2 separate regions of the Homo sapiens genome follow, and region 2 is linked to region 1. Evidence: chromatin loops called from intact Hi-C (ENCODE). Cell type or tissue: GM12878. All regions are shown on one strand. Links, peaks and the distances in the headings refer to the core of each region. The heading gives the core; the rest is flanking DNA. Region 1 overlaps ALPK2 (alpha kinase 2). Region 2 has its middle 82 kb from the start of SEC11C.

Region 1 (10,682 bases), core at 1,228-9,227:
GGCTGAGCAAAGCAAAAAGGACAAAGCAGAATTGATTTCCCCCACTTCACCTCTTTCTAGTTGTCTTCCAATAATGACTCACGCTTCTCTTGGGGTTGACACGCACAACTCCACAGGCCAAATTCATGACGTCCCTGAAAATGACATAGTTGAGCCCAGAAAGCGTCAGTATGTGTTTCCTGTTTCACAGAAAAGGGGAACTATTGAGAATGAGCGTGGGAAACCTTTGCCCTCTTCTCCTGATCTTACCAGGTTCCCTTGTACTTCATCTCCTGAAGGAAATGTCACAGACTTTTTGATAAGCCACAAAATGGAGGAACCTAAAATAGAGGTGCTTCAAATTGGGGAAACCAAACCCCCAAGCTCATCTAGCTCCTCAGCGAAGACCTTGGCATTTATTTCAGGAGAACGTGAGTTAGAGAAAGCCCCTAAATTACTGCAGGATCCATGTCAAAAGGGCACCCTGGGCTGTGCGAAAAAGTCCAGGGAGAGAGAGAAGTCCCTGGAAGCCCGAGCAGGCAAATCGCCAGGGACCCTCACAGCAGTGACGGGGTCAGAGGAGGTCAAGAGGAAGCCAGAAGCCCCAGGCAGTGGACATTTAGCTGAGGGAGTAAAGAAGAAAATTTTGTCCAGGGTGGCAGCACTGAGGCTGAAACTGGAAGAAAAGGAAAATATCAGAAAGAACTCAGCCTTTCTTAAAAAGATGCCCAAACTCGAAACATCATTATCACACACAGAAGAGAAACAAGACCCAAAAAAGCCATCTTGCAAAAGAGAAGGAAGAGGTGAGGTTCTGTTGCTGTCCATCATTGTTAAAGTTTGGGCTTGTAGACCAGGTATCCAGTTCCTGTGTCCTCGAGGGTCCTTTGCAATTAAGGCCAGTGTCCCCCAGGTGGGCATTGATGCTATGGTTGTGGCCAAGTGGCTTCAGCATGTGGCATCAGAATCACCTGGAGGACTTGTTAAAACCCAGATTGCTCCCCTCCCCCAGTGTGTGAAATTTGCACTTCTAACAAGTTCCCAGGTGATCTATCGGGAGAACCACGATTGAGAACCACTGATAAAGGCCGCCTGTAGGCATGTCTGTTGGAGGGGAATGTGATGAAGGTGCTTTTCCGTTTCATTATCCTCTTTTACAAAATCTATTTAAAAATATAAACAGAAGCATTAATCAGTGTAGCTAATTAGTATAATGAAATAGACCATGCACTAAGCAGGATTTGTGGAAATGAATATTTTGGTACAAATTGGGATTCTCCTCTTTAATCACTGATTTTTCATTAAAAATAACTTCCTTGAACCTTGGTTTTTTCTTCCAAATTTGAGTGTAACATTTCTTTTCAACTCACCCTTCCCATTTATCTAAATCTAAAATCCTCTGAGGTCTCTGTTCTAGGTTTCAGACCACTCAAGCCTCAAAAGTCCTTGATCAACCTCTACCTATGATGCTGTTAAAAAAAAAAAAAAAGTCCTGAAATTGCAGTTAATTCTACTTTGTCTGAGGAATCATTTCAGTCCCAAATTCCATTTATAGACCAAATTTTAGCCTGTTTTATTTCAGAGCTCTTCTTTCTCTCCCCACACACCCTGGTAGAAGTCAGAAGAGAAAATATTGCAGCAAGCTACAGTGGCCTGTGTGCTCTGGAGCGAAAAGCTACGGATGGCTGATCAGAAGGGAAGAATTTTCTCCTCTCTTAACCTGAGTCCTTAGATTTTGAGGCTGGCGTTTGTTATTCCCATCCCATCAAATGGGTCCTAACCCCTGTTGCAGAAAGGTTTAAAGACAAAACTGCCTTCTGAAGAGTTTGGAAGTATCCAATCAGGTTATTAGTATCTATATTTTAAAGCATATTTAAAGAGAATGGCTCGGCATTGTGGCTCACACCTGTAATCCCAGCAATTTGGGAGGCCGAGGTAGGAGGATTGCTTAAGCCCAGGAGTTTGAGACCAGCCTGAGCAACATGGCGAAACCCCATCTCTACGAAAAATACAAAAAATTAGCTGGGTATGGTGGCGCACGTCTGTAGTCCCAGCTACTCTGCGGCTAAGGAGAATCACCTGACCCCAGAAAGTCGAGGCTACAGTGAGCTGTGATCACACCACCACACTCCAGCTGCACTCCAGCCTGGGCAACAGAGCAAGACCCTGTCTCAAAAAAAAAAAAAAAAATTAAATAGAATGAAGCAATGTTTCAAAAGCTCTCAAAATTGGTTTCAGCCCAGAGGCTGAATAGATTGCCTCTGGGGACCAGCCTCAACCCCCTTGTTTGGGGATAGGGGTTCCTTTGCAGGTAAAGGTAGACAAGCAAAACCACCTTTTTGGAATTCTTGCCTGTGACTTTTCAAGTTACCCATGGGTAAGAGGACTGTCCAGATAGGCAGTGTTGAAATCAATCGCCGTCAAAGACTTTGATTTCAGCTGCAGCACAACCTCGCCATTGCACTAAAGGCTGCAAAGACCGAGCATGCCGCCTTCTGGGAGCCACTGGTCTGAGCAAAGCAGGTAGATGCGAGGGCAGCCAGCCTTGTCCTGAGAGGGCCCTGCCGGAGACTACGGGGTAGAGACAACCAAAGACTTTTCCAGGCCAGACCACTGAAGGGTTGTTACTCATGCCACCCACAACACAGAGGCCATTAAGAGGCAAAGATTCAGTTAGAGATACTAGCGGGTGTTTGGGTCCATCTGGGGCAAGTTGTATCATGGTGGTTAGGGTATAGATTAGGAGTTATATTGCTTGGGTTCAAGTCTGGCCTCTGGCAGTACCTGGATAGCCCTGGGCAAATGCCTTAGCCTCTGGGTGCCTCACTTTCCCCACCTGTAAAATGGGGGTGCTAATGATAAGACTCCTCTCAGGTATAAAAATGCAAAGCAATTTGAATGGCACATGGCCTAACACAGCTCTCATGGTTGTTAGTTACTGTTTTTTTAAATTAGTGTTTTTAAATAAAAAATGAGGCAATGCTTATGCTCAGTATGCTTATGAAATAAATAGAGAGCTTAGTTCAGGCAAAAGATCATTGTGTCTGAGTTGATACCAACCTAGCATTAGGAGAAAGAGTGGTGCTGGCATCCACAGCTCCTCCTCTCTGAAAAACTCAGGGCCTCGGCCAGAAGGTAGGAGTCATCTGGTGACGGAGCAGGAGGGGGAGGTTCACCAGAGTTACCCTTGAGTCAGCAGGTAAATGGGAGTCCCAGGCAGGTTTTGCCCATGCCGGGGTAGGTTCTGACCCTGCAGTCCTTTCCCAGCTTCGGAGGAGTTGCCACTGGCGGCCAACCTCTCCCCTCTCGTGTGGGGATTTTCTTTGCAGAGAAAATTAGAACGGGTTTCTGGAACACTGGCACCCACTTTTCTTTAGGATCACAGCTCCCTGATCTAACTACAAACCAGCACTAGGTTATTGTACTGGAAGGGCCATCGACTGATGGGAAATAACTGCTTGACCAACATATTCATCCATTTATTAAGGACATGTTATTTTCCATGGTGACTTTGATAATGAATGCACTGAATATTTATCTAATATGAATCCACTGTGGGCACTAATCCATACGAATCAACACAGATGATGACAAGAGACAGGAAAAATAATTCTCTTCTGGCATTTACCTTTTGGAATGGCAGCATTCAGAGGGCCAGCCCTTGACAACAGCCTATTTTTTTTTTTTTTTTTTTTTTTTTTTTTGAGACGGAGCCTTGCTCTGTCACTAGGCTGGAGCACAGTGGTGCAATCTCGGCTCACTACAACCTCCACCTCCTGGTTCAAGCGATCCTCCAGCCTCAGCCTCCCGAGTAGCTGGGACTATAGGTGTGCACCACCATGCCCAGCTAATTTTTGTATATTTAGTAGAGACGGGGTTTCACCATGTTGGCCAGGATGGTCTAGATCTCTTGACCTTGTGATCTGCCCGCCTTGGCCTCCCAAAATGAGCCACCATGCCCGCATGCCCGTCCTTTTTTTTTTTTTTTTTTCAACTTATCACCTTCTAGTTGTTCGTTACGGTTTTCTAGCCGTGGGCCAATTCCTTTAAGAATCTACTCCACCATTGAGCACTCAAAGGTTTTTTATTTTGTTTTCTCAGTGTAAGCAACAGCAATTTCATTGCTTAAAAATAACAAAAGTTGCCACCAGGAAGACACCAGATTAGGAAGTTCTCCTTCCTTCTTGTGATGGCTTTTGTAAGATCCTGAGTCCTCGTCACTGCTTTCCGGCTGGTACACTTCAGACCCCTTGGCTGACATCTCGACTGTGCCCTACCCAGCAGTCTGGTACCCACCCTGCTATCCCCAAAGGAGCACAGATTTAATGCCTTCCCACCAGTTAACTGGTGGGGCGGGAGTTAGGATGAGGGGAGCAGTGACTTGGATCATTATAAAAGAAATAAACCCTAAGTAATGTTTTTAAAAAATTATTATTATTACTTTAGAGATAGGGTCTCACTCTGTCACTTAGGCTGGATTGCAGTGGCGAGATCATGGCTCACCGCAGCCTTGAACTCCTGTGCTCAACCGATCCTCCCACCTCAGCCTCCTAAGTAGCTAGGTCCACAGGCATGCGCACTGCACCTGGCTAATTTTTTTTTCTAGAGATGGGATCTTGCTATGTTGCCCAGGCTGGTCTCCAACTCCTGGCCTCAGGTGACCCTCCTGCCTCGGCCTCCAAAAGTGCTGGGATTACAGGTGTGAACCACCATGCCAGGCCTGAGTAATCGTTTTTGATGTCCAAAGCTTAGTACAACAGAAACTTTTTATTCACCGGGGACTTTACTACCGTTTTCCCTCAACACTAGCCCAACCTGCACACGGAAGAAAAAACTAGCTGCACTCCAGGTCTCCTTTGAGCTCGTTCAGCTGCACTTTCCACCTCTGTCTCACATAGTCAGGGGTCCTATCCAAAGCCCAAAGCCCCTCGGCTAAACAAGCTTCAAATCTCCCACAGACCATCCATCATTCAGTTCTGCTGCCCATTTCATGCCCTTCCCGCCATCCTCCAATTTTCCTTGTGTTCGGTACAACAGGTTCTGGCAGGCTTAGGAATATTTAGGTGTCCCCACATCACCCATGAAGCCGGCCACTGCATGGTGTTGGAAAGACCCTCTAGGAAATGGCCCAGATGAGGAGGTGGGCTTGGTCGAGACCTGGACCAAGAGTTTGACATTGTGAACCTGAACACGGTCTCAGCTTGGGCAGGAACCAGCAGGCCCAAATGCACTGATGCGGGTTTGCCATCAATACGTACTTGTTACATTTTCTCTCTCTCTCAATTATCCACTTGGCTCCCAGGATACTGTTAGCAGTCTTGGTTACTCTCTGGTTGAAAGATTTGCTACCCAACAGGCCCATTATCACTTCCAGGGTAGAGAATTAGCTTTTAAATATGCATTCTGTCATCCTAGCATCTGCTGGTGCCAAGGAGAGATGAGAAGCACCTTGAATTCATGGATATTTTCACCGTAGTATAATTTGAGGCAGTGGAGCAAAGTCTCAGTATTGGTGATCTTGGTTTGGCTACGGATTACATATGTTTTATACTGATGTACTTTTTTGTGTTACCAACGCTGTGGAGTTATGCTACTTAATTTGTGATAGACTCACACATCTGCAGTAATCTCATTTCCTACCCAATTGTTACGACCACTCGGGACAGGGGCCTCATCCTTGTCTTGTTCTAATGTCTAGGCTGCCGCCCAGTGGCTGCCCTAGCTAATTACACATTAGCATGCTAATTGTTCCTCACTGATATTGATACTGAGGTGATATTTCAAAGGTCTCAGCCCAACCAGTGGGAATTGTTTCCTTATTGCTTCTATTCTCTTTTGCTAATGAGGTTGATATCAGACATCACTCCAATCTACTAGGTTATCTTCAGCAAAGACAAGTGTGATAAAAGGGAAAAGATGAATATTATTCAGCCAATAACCTATTGTTGAGGTGTCTTTTACATTTTGGGGGCTTAGCCGTAGTTTTTTGGATAATCCAGATTTTATTCTACTCCCTAATTCCTAGCTCTGATTTCGACCTGGATGATCTGGTAATCATTTAAAAACATCTTTATTTGGATGAGATCCTATAGAATAGATATCTAAAATCCTCCCACCTCTCATCCCCTTTAGAAAAAATCTCTCAAGTTCTATTTCACTTTAAGCATTACAGGCTGCACCTAAAGAATTTTAAGTAATGGAAGTGAGCATTTTCTATTAGATTGATTTGTAAATTTTCCGACTATTTAGGCAAGCCACCTCTCCCCTCAGAGACTCAATTCTCACTTCCATAATTGGGGATAATAATTAATATTCCTGTCTCTCAGGATTGTTATGAGAATTAAATGGTATGAAATGGGAAAGTCTTTTGTTACACTGACCTTCAAATATCTTGTTTCTAGCTCCAGTATTACTGAAAAAGATCCAAGCTGAGATGTTCCCTGAACACTCTGGAAATGTAAAATTAAGCTGCCAATTTGCAGAAATTCATGAAGATTCTACTATCTGCTGGACAAAAGATTCAAAGTCCATAGCCCAAGTGCAGAGAAGGTGCGATGTTTTTCCCTGGTTACTTTTCACAGTTGTTGCTTGTTTATTTCACAACATGGTTGTAAAAAAGAAAAAAGAATAAATTATAGGACGTGAAAAGGAAAATTGAAGCAGAGATTCCACATCCACAATATTAAAAAAGACTAAATATCGGAAGACAAGTGTCTGGATGGGGAAAATGATGGAGGATTCTTGCCCAGGTTTTGCCAGAATTGAGTTCTGGGGTTTTGGGAAGTCACACAACCTTTCACTACATTTTTTAAATCAGGGGAAGGAACATGTCAAATGATATTCTAGTCTGAGGTTCTGTGGTCCTAAGATTAAAGAGCTCTCATCTGTATGTCTGTGAATTTAACTTGGGTGTGTTTTCTGTTTCATAAATTCCCAGTAATCTGATAAAGGTCAAACAAAGCTAAGGAGATGAATAAAAACAACAACAACAGCAATCTATGAGGTTACAGAAAAGTAACAGCTATTGAGGGTGACCAGCAGCCATCACTAAGATGGGAAAACCTGTTTATTTCTGGGTCCCTATGATTTTTATTTTTATTTTTGAGACAAGGTGCTACTCCCATCTCCCAGGCTGGAGTATAGTGGTGCAATCACGGCTCACTGCAGCCTCCACCTCCTGGGCTTAAGTGATCCTCCCACCTCAGCCTCCCGAGTACCTAGGATTACTGGAGCACACCACCATGCTTGGCTAATTTTCTTTTGTATTTTTAGTAGAGACAGGGTTTTGCCACATTGCCCAGGCTGGTCTTGAACTCCTGGCCTCAAGTGATCCACCTGCCTCAGCCTCCCAAAGTGCTGGGATTACAGGAGTGACCCACTGCGTCCAGCCATGTCCTTAAGATAATAAAGGAGAGAAGAATGAGGAGGCAAGAGATGAGCGTGAGAATCATTGCCAAGAATATCCCCTGTGGAATAAACCTGATTACTGGCTTCCTTAAGCAGCTTTTCTTGGCAATAAATGCTTGTTCAAGTGAACTGATGAATTCAAGCTTCATCTGACACAATCTAGAAACAAATCACCTGGTTCAAAAGTCAACCCTCTGCCAAAGGGTTCCCAGTTTAGCTCCCTAAGAAATGGGAGGGGTTCCAATCCCCTTAATTTTGTCACCAGTAGACTGAAAAAGTGAGAAAATCTGAGTTTTCTGTTTAATTAAATCATATATGTCTGCTTGGAACATATGTCTGGAAACTATTTCTCAAATGTAATCATGGAATACTTGAGCTATGATTTCATTTCTACTAACATCACTCCAGAGCATCTAACTGGATTGTAATTGATAGCATAACCACTTTGCCTAAAATGTCACCATTACCCTGCCTGTCTTAGGTATGGCTTAAGAATTATTATAAAGGAAAAGAAATGGTTTGCTTTTTAAGTCAAGGAGGTTCCCTAGAGCTTCACTTAAAAAGGTACTAATTATTCATTTTAAATTATTTTCTGAAGCTGTCAGCCAAGAGCAATTAACCAGTATTTTCACTGTTTTTCCATTCATCAGCCTTGCTCTGAGCTCAGAATTACCACTTGAATATTTGCGGGTCCCTTTTCCATTTGATGTGTATTTACGATAAACCTAACCTTCCCCTGGGGAGCATATGTCATTAGTAAGCATTCTACTTACTGATGACGCGTGGCTAAGGCCTTTGATTCCTAGTGATGTTTGCTTCATTTCTCCTTGGTGACAGTGTCTGGCTTAGTTGAACCCATTTGCTTTCTCCATGCTAACACTTGAGAATATTTAAGAGTTATAATTCATTTGTTTATTGAGAGATCATTTATATTATTTCAAGTGGGTTTTCAAATGTTTGCTAATTTCTCTCATGCCTACTTCCAGTCCAGCGTTTCCCTTCATTTGTGCCTCCATGAAATATGTCACTGTCTTGTATCATTTTCAAAGAGTTGAAATCTCTCAAATATAATATGAACGTGGAGCAAAGGTCTTCTTGAACTTACTAAATCATGAGGGAACCTGTACAATGGCAAGAGTTGTTCAAAGGAGCATTTGAGGAATGAAGATTTAGATAGTCCATCAGGCAAAGGAATGCGGAAATACATTTTGAAATAGATATAAAACTGGTTAATGTTTGACAGGTAATAAACTTTGGGAGTTATCTTTTCTACTGCACAGAAACCTAAAAGTTAACCTGTAACTTAAAGTGTCTGAGTGGGTTCTGTGTAAATGGGAAATAGCAAAGCATTCTCTTTCACTAGATCATCCTCAATGATCCTGTTGAACAATGACTGTGATCCTCTTCCTTTGTCCGCAAGTTTTGGGTACTTTCCTTAACAGGCTAAAGCGTGGAAATTAGGTGTCAGAAGACTTTCTTGTGGGTAGGGCAAGACTAATATACTTCGAAGAAACCAAGAAGAAGAAAGTGGTAGCTTGGTTTGAGTCTCTGTGTAGCAGTGGCATGTCTTGGCTTCATGGAGACCTCAAGGTGGCACCCTCTGGTGCTATTTGGCCATCAGTACCTTCTTGGTAACCAGGAACCCATTCTCCACTCTGGGGAGAGAGGTCCTTCTGAGTTCCCTGGGCTTTTGAAAGGGCAGCTGTCCACGTAGAGCGGCCCTACTGATAGCTGAGCAAGGTCATGGAGCACAGGTCATGTTGTTCCCGCTGGGAACCAGTGGATGAGGAGCTGGCTGCTGGGATGGGAGGATCTCCTTGGATGGCCCTGGGAGAAACAACCCGAGGACTTCTCAGCCCAGACTGAGTGGTGGGTGGGGGTGCTGCCAAGCCCTGGCTCCTTAGGGCTGGTGATGGATGATGGGATCTCTCAGAGAAGTCCCCATGCTAAGTACCCTCTCCCTGCAGCCAACTTCACTCTTTGTGTTCTTCTGATCACACTCTGGACATGGGCTTCTTTTGCATTTGTCTGCACAGCTAATCACCACTGCTGTTCTGCTGTCTGTAGCCATTTCCTAAGGTAAAAAGATTTGTCCCTTACAGGGTAAGAGGATATGAAACTGAACTTACCCTCTTGGTTAAAAAAGGCACAAGATCACTTGTTACTGCTTTCTACAGCTGTATTGGTATTTTCTGTTTGTCCATTTCCTCCCAGACTAGAAGACCCTCAAGGGCAAGGACTGTGCCTTTTTTTTTTTTTTTTTTTCTTTTTCATCATTGAATCCCCCAGTACTAAGCACAGAGCAGATACTCCACAAATGTTGGATAGAACTCTTTGGGACTTCCGAGGTAGTTTTGTATCATGGAGAAAGCACACTAATACTACTGTTCCCCACTAATACTACTGCTCACCACGAAGTAATGACTCGTGACCACGCTCAAGACTGGGCTTTTCGCTGAAGCTTCACACGCCGGTGTCATGACACGTTACTCCTCATGACACATCTGAGCGGTGATCTTGCTCATTCTGCTTTCACAGAGGAGGAAATTGAGGGTGACAGGCTACATAGCACACCTGAGGTCGGCCTCAGGGTTGGGATCCAGACCTTTCTGACTCCTACATGTATTCCTTCTAGAAGAAAGCCTTGGGTGGGGACCATGGGCCAAGCCAGGAAAAACGGTCTTCGTGGTTCTGGGCCAAGTATCAGAGAATTTCTAGGCTGGAAGGAAGATGTTCACAGGACAGTTCTAGTTCAGCCCCCAGCCCTTCGGGTAGCCCTTGCCTTCCCCTTTCAATGACAGAAAGGCTGTGCCAATCCTAGAGCCTTGGAGAAGGACTTTCCACAAGCCTCCTCTGTGGCCCACTCTGTGTTTTACTGCCCTGTCCGGAAGTCTTCCCCTTATAACTGGACTTGTTCACATCCAGTTTTAACCATACAGTGGGATATGTTCAGAGACCCCAGGAATGAAGGAAGTAGAATGGTTTAGTGAACTTTGTTTTAAGCCACTGGTATATTCCAGGGAAGGAATGTATATATTGGAGGCTTGAAGTCTATTGAAAAACCAACCAATAATGAACACTGTTTTTGAACATGCAACTGAGACAAACTCAAGCTAGGTGAATTTTTGTTGTTAAACTATGAAACGAACCCAAGCTAAAATGTACACCACACACATGTATACACATACATACACAGAATCTTGGTGAATGTTTAAACAAAGTTCATTTTAAAGAACAAAACCAGAACAACGTCTGAATATCCTTTTTTTTTTTTTTTTTTTGCTGTAGAGTAAGTT
Region 2 (10,682 bases), core at 1,177-9,176, 530 kb before region 1:
CGCAAATAGGGTGACCAGGGAGCAGCTCCACCCCAGCAGGACCTGCATCTCCGGGGAGAGGAGAGGCGGGGCCCAGCCCTTTTTAGCCATTGTATAATTCCCTCCTCCTACACAAACTTATTTTTTGGTGTTATTCCTGTCACTTAGGTCTTTATTCGCAAACCTCAGTCAGCATAGATTTGACTAAAATGGAAGGTTGTAATTTAAAAGGGGTGGCCAGGAGATCTTTGTGGTGACAGAGAGTTCTGTACCTTGACTGTGGGGGTGGTTGCACAAATTTGCACATGGGACAAAATTACCCAGAACCGTACAGACGTGCGCGAATGAGTATGTGTTGGTAGATCTGAGGTCTATTGTGCCAATGTGATTTTCTGGCTGTGGTCAGGTACCATAGTTGTGTCACACGTTGCCTGTTGGGGAGCTGGAGCACACAGCACCTCTCTGTACTAATTTTGCAACTTTTGGGGCATCTATAATCATTTCAAAATGAAAGTGAAAAGAAAATCAATAAGTAATGTTCTAACCCACTCCTAATCTCCCATTTTGTCCGGTAACCAGATTAATGCTCCTTGATGGCTTCCGCCTTCACCATAAACGTGAGGGCCTCCAGCACACAGCCCCGGCCTGGGCAGCAGCCTAGTCAAGTGGAAGGAATGGGAATGTGAGAAGTCTTCAGCTCAAAGAATAGCCCCATGAGTTAAATCCTAACACCTGACTCACTTCAAGATCTTGACCTTGCGTCACCTGAGTTGACCTTTTTAGACCCAGATCTGTCTTCCAAGGAGCTCTCTTGCTTCTCCGTGCTGTACTCAAGCTGCTGTGATTATGTCTACACTGCACTGAACCAACATCGGATCAGTCCACCGTCTTGTCTCTGAGACCTGCTTAGGTCTCAGGTTCCTGGCTGCGGGAGAGGAAAGGTACATACTCAGTGGCACTCCACTCTTTTAGCCTGGGATCTCCCTCACCCCTTTGCTACTTCCCTGGCCCAAATGGGCCTGCAGTCTCTCAAAATGCATCTTGGGTATCATGTTCTCTTTCTGTCCTTGTCTGCTTATCTTTATTATGGTGCATCCTGCCTTATCTCACTCCTGGCAGCTTCCTCCAGTTTAGACCCCGTGTCTTTATTTTCTAGCTTCTAAAGCTTTGAGTTTGGTGTACCCAACTGTGCGCGTTTCTCCAGGTTAACTTGGCTTGTATTTCAGCTCCGGGCTTCCTGGTGCTGACCCTGGCCCTTGAAGTCATTCCCAAATGCTCCCTCTTCAAGTTAAGTTTTGCCCTTTGCTGACACACATTTTCTCCCTGGGCTCCCATGTAACCTGGACTATGTTGAAGCCTCTCTTTAATGGCACTCTGTTATAGTCTACAACTGAATTGTGCATTTCCAGGAAAATATCGTAACTGCAACCTATAGAAAAAGTCACACAGCTTCTGTATATTCATTCCTTTCGGTAAAATCTTATCTCTTCTTCCTCCCATGGGCAACACAAGGTTTTCCAAGGACCAGGGCCTCTTCTCTGGAACATCTAGGTAAGGTACCCACAAAGCCTAGGCAAACAAAGGTAGGACCTGGCAGAGGGGTTTGGGGCAGGAGTTGTATCCTAACTTCTGGCCCTTCCTCCATTGAGAAGAAAATTCTCTTTCATTCATTCATGTGTTGAGTACCTTCAGTGAGTCAGGATCTCAGAACCAGATGCTGGCGATTCAGAGGTGATACAAGTAGTGAATTCCAGGAGCTCACAGTCTATGGGGTGAATAAATGCTTTATCATGCGGTACAAACCAGGGCCCAGGAATATACAGTGCACAGAGGAACCAAAAAGAAGGACACAGCCTGGCCTGGAAGGATAAGGAAAGACTTCCTGGAGGTGAAAAGTCTAGGTGAGCCTTCTAGGCAAAACAGGAGTTAAGTCAGATGAAAGGGAGAGGTGAGTAGAGGGGAGGGGGTAGAGGCAGATTCCAGACGGAGGAAGAAGCATGAGCAACTGCACAGATGCCAGGAACAGCTTGTGTGTGTGTCAGTGGCGGCAGTCAAGGGCACTGTGAGCAGGTTGGTATCACTGATATGCAAAGTGCAAGGCAGAGAGTGGTGAGAGAGATGATGCTAGAGAGACAGGCAGAGTGATGTCATGGGAACTCTGAAGGCCTTGTTGAACAGATCAAGCCTTATCATGGATGTAAAAGGAAGTCATTGAAAGATTTTTCACCGTTCAAGGGCACAGCCAAGGTGGTGTCTTAAATAGATCACCCCAAGAGTAGATTTGAGATCAATAAGACTAGAGGCAAGGAAACAAGTGACAACATCCAGGCATGAGATGAGAAGAGCTTTAAGGTCAGTTCAAAAGGATGAGAGAGGATGGCAGGAGAAACCATCGGCAGAGCATGGGGGATGATTGGCTGAGAGCAGTGGTCAGTGAGGAGGAGGCATCCAAGATGAACCCGGGTTTCCAGCTTGAGTAACGAGATTGGATGGTGAACTAGAATGATTGCCCACAAAGGAGCCAGAGAAGAAAATGAGTGCTTGGGGTACATCTGGAAAAGCAAAGTAACAGCTTCCCCTCTAGACACCTCACGTCCTGATTCCCAGACACAACCATCAAATCTGACCAAGAATCTTGTATATAGAAACCACTGAGCATGTGCTGTTAAAAATCCAACCCAACTCAGTATCCTCTTCCAGAAGAAAGTCTTGCCATTGTAATCTCACTGGGTATGTTTTCTCACATTGGTGGTTTCTTTGGGTCAGTACCAAAGCTCCTACAGATGGGACCACACTGGGTTCCAAATCTGGAGGATCATAAGGAGAGGTCAGTGAAGAAAGCAGAGAATCAAGCTCTGGCAGGAAGATAAAGGCCTTATCTTTAAATTAAAAAAAAAAAATGAAGACAGGGGTTTCACCATGTTGCCTGAGCTGGTCCTGAACTGGACTCAAGGGATCCTCCTGCCTCAGCCTCCCAAAGTGCTGCGATTACAGGTGTTAACCACTGCACCTGGCCAATTCCTTCTGATTCTTTAGCACAGAGAGACATCAGTAACACTCTACAGCACAATACAGTACCCAGCAGGCTGACTGCTTCATCCACAGCTTTGGAAGAGCCTGGCCAGGTGGGCCACACAGTCCCAGCCAGACCCATGCCCATAGAGTGAGGCACGGGAAATCATACCTTGGTTCTGAGAATGTTTTCCTGGTGGTTTTGGTGCATGTAAATGCTCAGAAAGAGGCCCACAAGAACTGGCCCAAATCGGCAGTAGGGCTTTGTGTAGTACTCCACGAAATACAATACAATCGCCTCTTCACTGAAAAATACAAGGAAATAAGCCAAAATGTTATGTTTGATCTGGACATGGCAAAGGGAATCCAAATCCCTGAGATGTCCATTGGAATAATCAGCAAGCCCAAAGGTACATTTAGGGCACACTTGTTCATTTCCTTAGTCATGGTGCGCAAACAGTGACCTCATGGCCCCACCTCAGCCAAAGTTGGCTTGTTTAGGTTCCAAATTCCCTCAGGCCCCTCCACCCCAGATCCCAAGGAAATATCATGAGTGTATTCATTTTAAATAGCTGTGTCTGGTGGCCAATATGTCAGAATGTTCTAAAAATGTAGCACCCAGATGTGAACCCAAGGGTCCCAAGGACAGAGACTGTCCTGAGAGAGAAGTGATGAGAGGTCCAGGCCAGGCTATTAAAAGGACACCAAAAACTATTCTTTGAAGCTGTGTTTTTCAAGGTTTCATCCCTTGACATCAACAGCTGCGTCAGGCCAGGCATGGTGGCTCACACATGTAATCCCAGCACTTTGGGAAGCCGAGGCAAGAGGATCATTGAGCCCAGGAGTTTGAGACCAATCTGGGCAACATAGAGAGACCCCAACTCTACAAAAAAAAAAAAATTAGCCAGGCCTGGAGGCACATGCCTACAGTCCCAGCTTCTCAGGAGGCTGAAGCAGGAGGTTCGCTTGAGCTCAGGAGGTTGAGGCTGCAGTGAGCGGTGATCATGCCACTGTGCTCCAGCCTGGATGACAGAGTGAGACTCTGTTGCAATAGAATAAAAAACACAGACAAAAAAAAAAAACACCTGCATCACCTGAGAACTTATTAGGAACCCAGACTCATGGGCCCCACCCTGACCTACTGGCAGTGGGCTCAACCATCTGTGTGTTAAGAAGCCCTCCAGGTGACCCTGATACCCCCTCAAGGCTGAGAAGCTTTGCCTAAACAGTGCCATTCACGGGAGGCATCCAGGTTATACCCAAGCCCAGGGAATCATCATCTCTGCACATGGACTCAGGGACTAGAAATTTTAAAACTCTCCTGAGTTTCCCAAAGGCAGATTGAGAACCCCTGCTTTAAATTTATCACCGTTAAAATTATCACCATTCCCCACTGAAGCTAGACGCACTCTCAGCCCCTAGCTGCCCATGCAGGGACCACTGGAGGAAGGGAAGGTGTTTGAGGACTAGACGTATGGTTCTTCAACTGTGGCTGCACATAAGAATTTATTCTGCAAATTAGAATTTGTAAGCACCCTGGGAATGCTTACAAAAGTCCGCTGCCTGGGCCCCATGCCCAGAGATTCTGATTCAATTGTTCGGAGGTGGGTGGGGATGAAAGCATCAGTAGATTTAGAAGCTCCCAAGTGACTCTAATATGTGGCCAGGGTTGAAAACCGCTGGGCTGGACATGAGTGAGCCTCCTCCTCAATCACTTCACCATGCCATGATATGGGAAGGGCATGATAGTCTCCTGGTCAGGAGGCTTGGGATGTTGTCACCAATTCATTCATTTATTCTCATATGCCACCCACTCACAGATTCACATGGAACACTCACATACCAGGAACGGTTCTGGCCATTTTATTTTGGAAGATCGGCAAAGGCTGCTCTGAGAAGGTGACATTTGCACAGACACCTGAAAGATGTGAAGGAGAAAGCCCTGCCAAGATCTTAGATTTTAACAGAAGAGTAATTCAGGCTCAAAAGCAAGTGCTAAGGCCCCGGGTTGGGGAGGGTGGGGAAGGGGGTTCGGGGAGCGTGCTTGGTGCGTTGAGATGAGTTGGTGTGGCTGGTCCAGTGTCAGCAGGTAGGAGGGTGACCAATGAGGCCACTGGAGGAATTCAAGCAGATGACTGACATAATCTGATTTTCATTTGTGTCACTGCATTGAGAGAAGATTAGCAGGTAATCATAACAGTTTTTCCTGTGTAAGTGTCATACATGCCTCATTGGGGAGGGGAAATAGCACTGTGGATTGGCTTCTAAGTTCAAATCACACCTGTGCCACCTACTAGTTGTGTGACCTTGAAGAGGTAGGTTCAGTCTCTCCATCCAACAGAGCCACCAAGCAGCAATTGGCTGCTGGAGGAGAAACACAGTACAGCCACATGGGGGCGCTCCTTCCTCTGGGAAGCGTTTCAATGGGCAACGTTGAGTTCAGAGAGGACCTACCAGTGCAGGTTGAAAGGTTCAGAAGTTTGGAAGCAAGAAGGCAATCAGCTTTCCCATCCAGACCAAAAGTTTCATACCCACTTTTTCCATGAACCAAAGGGCACAGGGTGAACAGCCTGGCATTCAGCAGCCCTCCCCGGGAAGTCCTGGCCAGAAAGGGGCAGGCTGGGGAACCGCATTACCTGGTTTCTGATGGAGCCACGACAGGAAGTTTATATGCCAAGGTGATCAGAGCAGTGGCTGTGAAAGATGCCAAGAACAGCATGGCCCCAAGGAGGATGAGGATCTGTGTACTCCTGCAAAGAAGAGAGGATACGGAGAGGAGTGCCCTTCAGTTTCTTGCCCCACACATGCGCTTCCTATGGCACGAAAGGCTGGAAATCCTGACCATCAGAGGTACTTCCTGCTTTTGAGAGGCCCTGCTTTTGAGAGGCTGATGAGTGGCAGGGAGAGCGGGGCTGGGGCTGGAGGACCTGAGGCAGCCTCGGTCTTGACCATCCATTAGTTGTGCCACACCGGGCAGGGCCTTGAGCTTGAGTTTCCTGGTCTAGACAGGAACAGTAATCGCATCCTCGCCTGCCCACCCTGAGGCTTACTATGCAGCTCAAAAGGAGTCCATGCCTGGGAACGTCCCTTGTCATCTATGAAACCCGATATGGATACAAGTGGTGGTTGATTTGGGAGAGAGGACTGTCAAAGGCAGGGTGGGACACGGGGTGGACCCACTCCAAGCACAGGGGAGAGAGGATCGAGAAGGAGGATGGTATGGTTTGGATCTTTGTCCCTGCCCATATCTCATGTGGAATTGTAATCCCCAGTGTTGAAGTGGGGCCTGATAGGAGGTGACTGGATCGTGGGGATGGATTTCCCCCTTGCTGTTCTTGTGATAGTGAGTGAATTCTCATGAGATCTGGCTGTTTAAAAGTGTGTAGCACCTCCCCGCTTTGCTCTCTTCCTCCTGCTCCCACCATATTAAGATGTGCCTGGTTCCCCATCTGCCCTGATTGTAAGTTTCCTGAGGCCTTCCCAGAAGCAGAAGCCTGCACAGCCTGCAGAACCATGAGTCAATTAAACCTCTTTTCTTTATAAATTACCCAGTCTCAGGTAGTTCTTTATAGCATGTGAAAACGGACTAATGCAGAGGGGGAACCAGGCACGCCTTCAACTGAGGAGCAGAGCCTGAGACAAATGTCCGGGTGCAGGTAGTTCACGTGGGTGTAGGAATGAGGGATAGGGTAGGAGAACAGGGAAGCAGGGAAAACCAATACCAGGATGTGCTATCAAGGTGGCCAATGCTCAGTTCTTCCAGAATGTTCCACAGGGCCATATGAAATGTACCTTAAAACTGTCCTGTGAGATGAAAGACAGAAGGATTTTCCCACTGTCTTCTATCTCAAATGGGTTAAGGATGGTCCCACACAAATTAATTCCTCCACACTTTGGGACCGTGCATGTATAAGACTAGGATGTTTCCTGAAGCACCCAGAGTGAGGCGCTGTCTGGTTGTACCTGCTCCGAAGTGTGAGGGTTGGGATTAAGAGGATCCACAGTGGTGTGGAAGAAATGTCAAACACAAGTGCGAGACCATCCAGGCACAGCCTGACCTGGAAAATGCCTTTGACAATGCAATTCTGCTAGTGAAAGTTGCCATGGCTGTTCATGAGGAAGGGATGAGATAGATACTATTCAGTTATCAAGTGATACAGGGAGAAAATTATTTTCAGCCAGAGTACCAATGTTAGTGTAATATTTGGAAAGAAGGATGAATTCTAGCTCCATGATGCTATGATTGATTACTAATGTCTGCTATGAGGGTAAGCAGGGGGTTATGGTAATAATGCTGTATGTATATTTACTATGACTTCTGCCAGACCCCTTAGCTCTTCTCTCCTTGAATTACTGAGCTCCAGAAAGACCTGATTCCACTGGCATTCCATGGAATTATATTCTCTAAAGGAAGAAAAGCCCTACTTTTATATTTCCCTCCACTTATAAGCTAAATCTTGTTGCATAGTCACAAGTTTGGACAGTGTGGGTTTTCAGCTGAAGGACTGAAATCCACCTTCCACGACAGCCTTTGGGAAAGATGCTGACACGGGGCCAGTGCTCCTCAGTCACAAGGACACTCACATGGGTTCCCAGGCAAGTCTAGAGTGCGGAGGCATAAGAACTCAGTGTCCTAGGTAAGTGGTAGTCAGGCCATCCAATAAAAACCCACAGCCACCCGAGTAAATATGTGTTTAACTCCCTGGGGGACTTGAGCCCAGTCCCTGGCACCTACTTCCAAGATCAGTATCTCCACCACAGACTCCACAAGTCTCTTCCAGCTAGCACCATTTCAACTAAACTCATAAATCTTCCTGACATTGAATGTTATGGGCTGAATTATGTCCCCAACAAAGTCCTATGTTGAAATCCTAACCCCCAGTAATTCAGAGTGTGACTGTATTTGAAGATAGAGTCTTTAAAGCAATAATTAACATTAAACGAGGTCATTGGGGTGGGCCTTAATCCAATATGACTGTGTCCTTATAAGAAGAGGAAACTTGGACACAGAAGGAAGAACATGTGAAGACTCAGATGTTTTGTTTTATTATTAATATTCCATTCTGGCAACAGTTAAATTGGATGACTAGAGGACTGAATATTGATGTTCCCTCTACGGAAAGTGATTTATCATTATGATTCAAGAGCGTAAAAGACATTCATGCCCTTTGACCTATTAATTCCCCTCAAAGATATATGTTGTAGAGAAGTATCAAAGTTGGAGACAAATGGTTTCCATGAAAATATTTATCAAGCCATTATTTATGAATGCATAACATTGGAAATAATCCCAGTATTAAACAATAGAAGGTATACATAAATTATATAGTTAGTTCATGGAATGGAATGTTATGCAGACATTTAAATTATGTTGCTTTAAAAATAAAATAATATAGGGAAATGCATGTGTCATAAAACTATTGAAAGAAAGATACCAAGGTGTATATACAGAATGCTTTCATGTATCAAAAGCAGGGCACAGCCTGGGCAACACGGCAAGACCTCATCTCTTTACAGAAGGTAAAAAATTAGCAAGGTGCAGTGGTCCATGCCTGTTACTCGAGAGGTTGAGGCAGGAGAATCGTTTGAGCCCAGGAGTTGGAGGCTGCAGTGAGCTATGATGGCACCACCGCACTATAGCAGCCTGGGTGACAGAGTGAGACCCTCATCTCTTTAAAAAAAAAAAAAAAAAAAAAAAACTGGGCAGAAAAAATATCAGAAGGATAAGCCCCAAAATATTAGCAGCAAATTCTCCTTCCCTTGACTGACAAAGTGGAACTGGGGTGATTATTCCCCCCTCTCTTAACTCCTAATGTTTTCCAATGTTTCTTAAATTGAACATATATTTTAACACAAAGAACAATAAATTTTTAAAATATGGCATGAATAATCCACAACTACAAGTCTCTCCATGAATTATTGAGGCCTTAAGGTGTTTCTAAAACTAACAAAAATTAAGGTGATAAATATCCAATGTGGGAAAGCTGGTGCACCGATACATGGCTGAGGGCGTTGTAAATTACTTCACTCTTTCTGGAGAGCAATCTCACAATATGTGACAAGTGCCACAGAATTGTTCCTACCCTTTGACCTAGCAATTCCAGTTGGAAATCTGCCCCTGTGAAAATAACTAAGAGAAAAAGTAGTGTGTTCAAAGGCATGCATTGCAGTGACATTTATAATCATGAAAAATTGGCCACAATCTAGATACCCAACCATAAAAATGGTAGATAAACCCTAAAACTGCCAAGTATGCAGGTTATGTCAATATGTGGCAATGTTTATAAGAACAGTTAAATGGAAAAAGCTGAGCACTAGATATTACATGCACACACTGATTGTAACTCTGCAAAACACACACTGACTGGCGTAGGATCAATGTTGGAAAAGAATGCAGAAGAAGGCAGACCGTAGAGGATTTGGTATTTACTTTTCTGTAAAGTTTCCTAGATTTTAAAAAGCAGCTCTGCACGGAACTGGGATACTTTCTGAGGGTTTTGTGAAAGAGGGCACATGAGGAGAAAAGCTTGTCCCAATCAGACTCACTTTACATGGATGAAGATAATCACTGGTGTGGTGAGGTGGAACTGGAAGTCATTGGCAAGGTACCAGGTCCAGCCATTGCACTGAAAAGAGAGCAGCAAAGGTCACTCTTCCTTCATTTACCAGTTCTGCTCCACACTCTCCACCTGCCTGGACTAGGAGGAAGAATTTAGTAGGTGGGTGGGGCGAATTTCCATGGGAAGACAAAGGAAATTGAGTTAGAGATATTCATATTTCACATCCCTCATCTTGAGCCTTGTACCAAGCCTGGATGGTGGGTATTATTGCTGCCATTTTACAAAATGGAGATTCAGACAAATTTTCTCTTTTGTTTAAAAAAGCAAAATGATCATAGCCCATCTCCTAGGACAGTTGTGGGAAATGAACTCTGTCATGTTACGGGAATGTAAGAGTTTCTCATCATTATGGTGCGGTTGGAAGTCAGAGGGGTCAACGTTTTTCTCTTTTCTTTGCCTCTCCCCATGCCCCAACTCTAGGTGGAAAGAACATGTTCATTTAGAACCAGGGCTTGGCTCCAGATGATGTTTTGTGGAGAACCCCAGAGTTCCCATGGATGATTGACATGGTCAAAATGAGTTCCACAGACAGTCCATGCTTGTGCCAGATGAGATGGTTACCAGTATTTTTTTCGTCAATGTGAGGAAGCGCCTGGGGGCAATTCTCTCCAAAGGGCCCTGGCACCTCTGCTTTCAAGGATCTAAGGTGGGCTCTACCTCAAAAAGGCCACTGGCTGGTATCCTTGCCACTGCTTCCTGCAAGTGGCCCAAATCAGTTTGCATCAGGGAAAACAGCCCAGATTATCCCCTGGGTACCCCATCACAGACAAGCGGGCCCTACCTGCAGGCAGGTAGCTGGTGATGCAAGCCTGTCCATATGGCTGGGCCTTTGCAAATGGAAGGCAGCCATCTAGTTAGTCAGTTGTTACGTGCAAAGATTAGGGCCCTGCCACGCTTTAGCGATTCCCTTTTCAGCCTTGATTTCAAGGCATATGTGGAATTGGTGATATAATTTCATTACAGCTATTTCACTTTCACTTGCTTCAAATGCATTACGAGGAAACTGGGGCTTTGGAGAAGCCAAGACGCACATAGATCTTGTTGCTCCAAAGCAACAAGATCTTTGAACTT

The links. A loop is a pair of places that touch in the nucleus more often than their neighbours do. Peaks named below come from ENCODE experiments on the same cell type or tissue, not always from the same donor. Only the 100,000 strongest peaks of a DNase experiment are listed, where the experiment ranks them.
Region 2: a loop joins it to region 1, with 2.6 times the contacts of the local background. A loop is called at or near these places in 11 of 110 quality-filtered maps.

The regions. Positions count from the first base shown.
Region 1 is chr18:58,524,937-58,535,618 of GRCh38, reverse strand. It overlaps ALPK2 (alpha kinase 2), which reads left to right. Exons shown (of 13, transcript NM_052947.4): 5 at 1-785; 6 at 6,381-6,528. Among named protein-coding and RNA genes, the nearest start is that of ALPK2-AS1, 27 kb to the left of the region's middle. RefSeq lists enhancers at 1-159, 1-277, 270-319, 420-819 and a silencer at 9,472-9,551. In GM12878, for the core only: a CTCF peak has its summit at 5,684 (motif pointing left); a DNase peak (open chromatin) is centred at 5,638; H3K4me3 peaks cover 1,213 bases; H3K27ac peaks cover 2,217 bases.
Region 2 is chr18:59,052,099-59,062,780 of GRCh38, reverse strand. It overlaps the pseudogene OACYLP. Among named protein-coding and RNA genes, the nearest start is that of SEC11C, 82 kb to the left of the region's middle. RefSeq lists an enhancer at 1-466. In GM12878, for the core only: CTCF peaks have their summits at 5,388 (motif pointing right) and 6,937; a DNase peak (open chromatin) is centred at 5,459.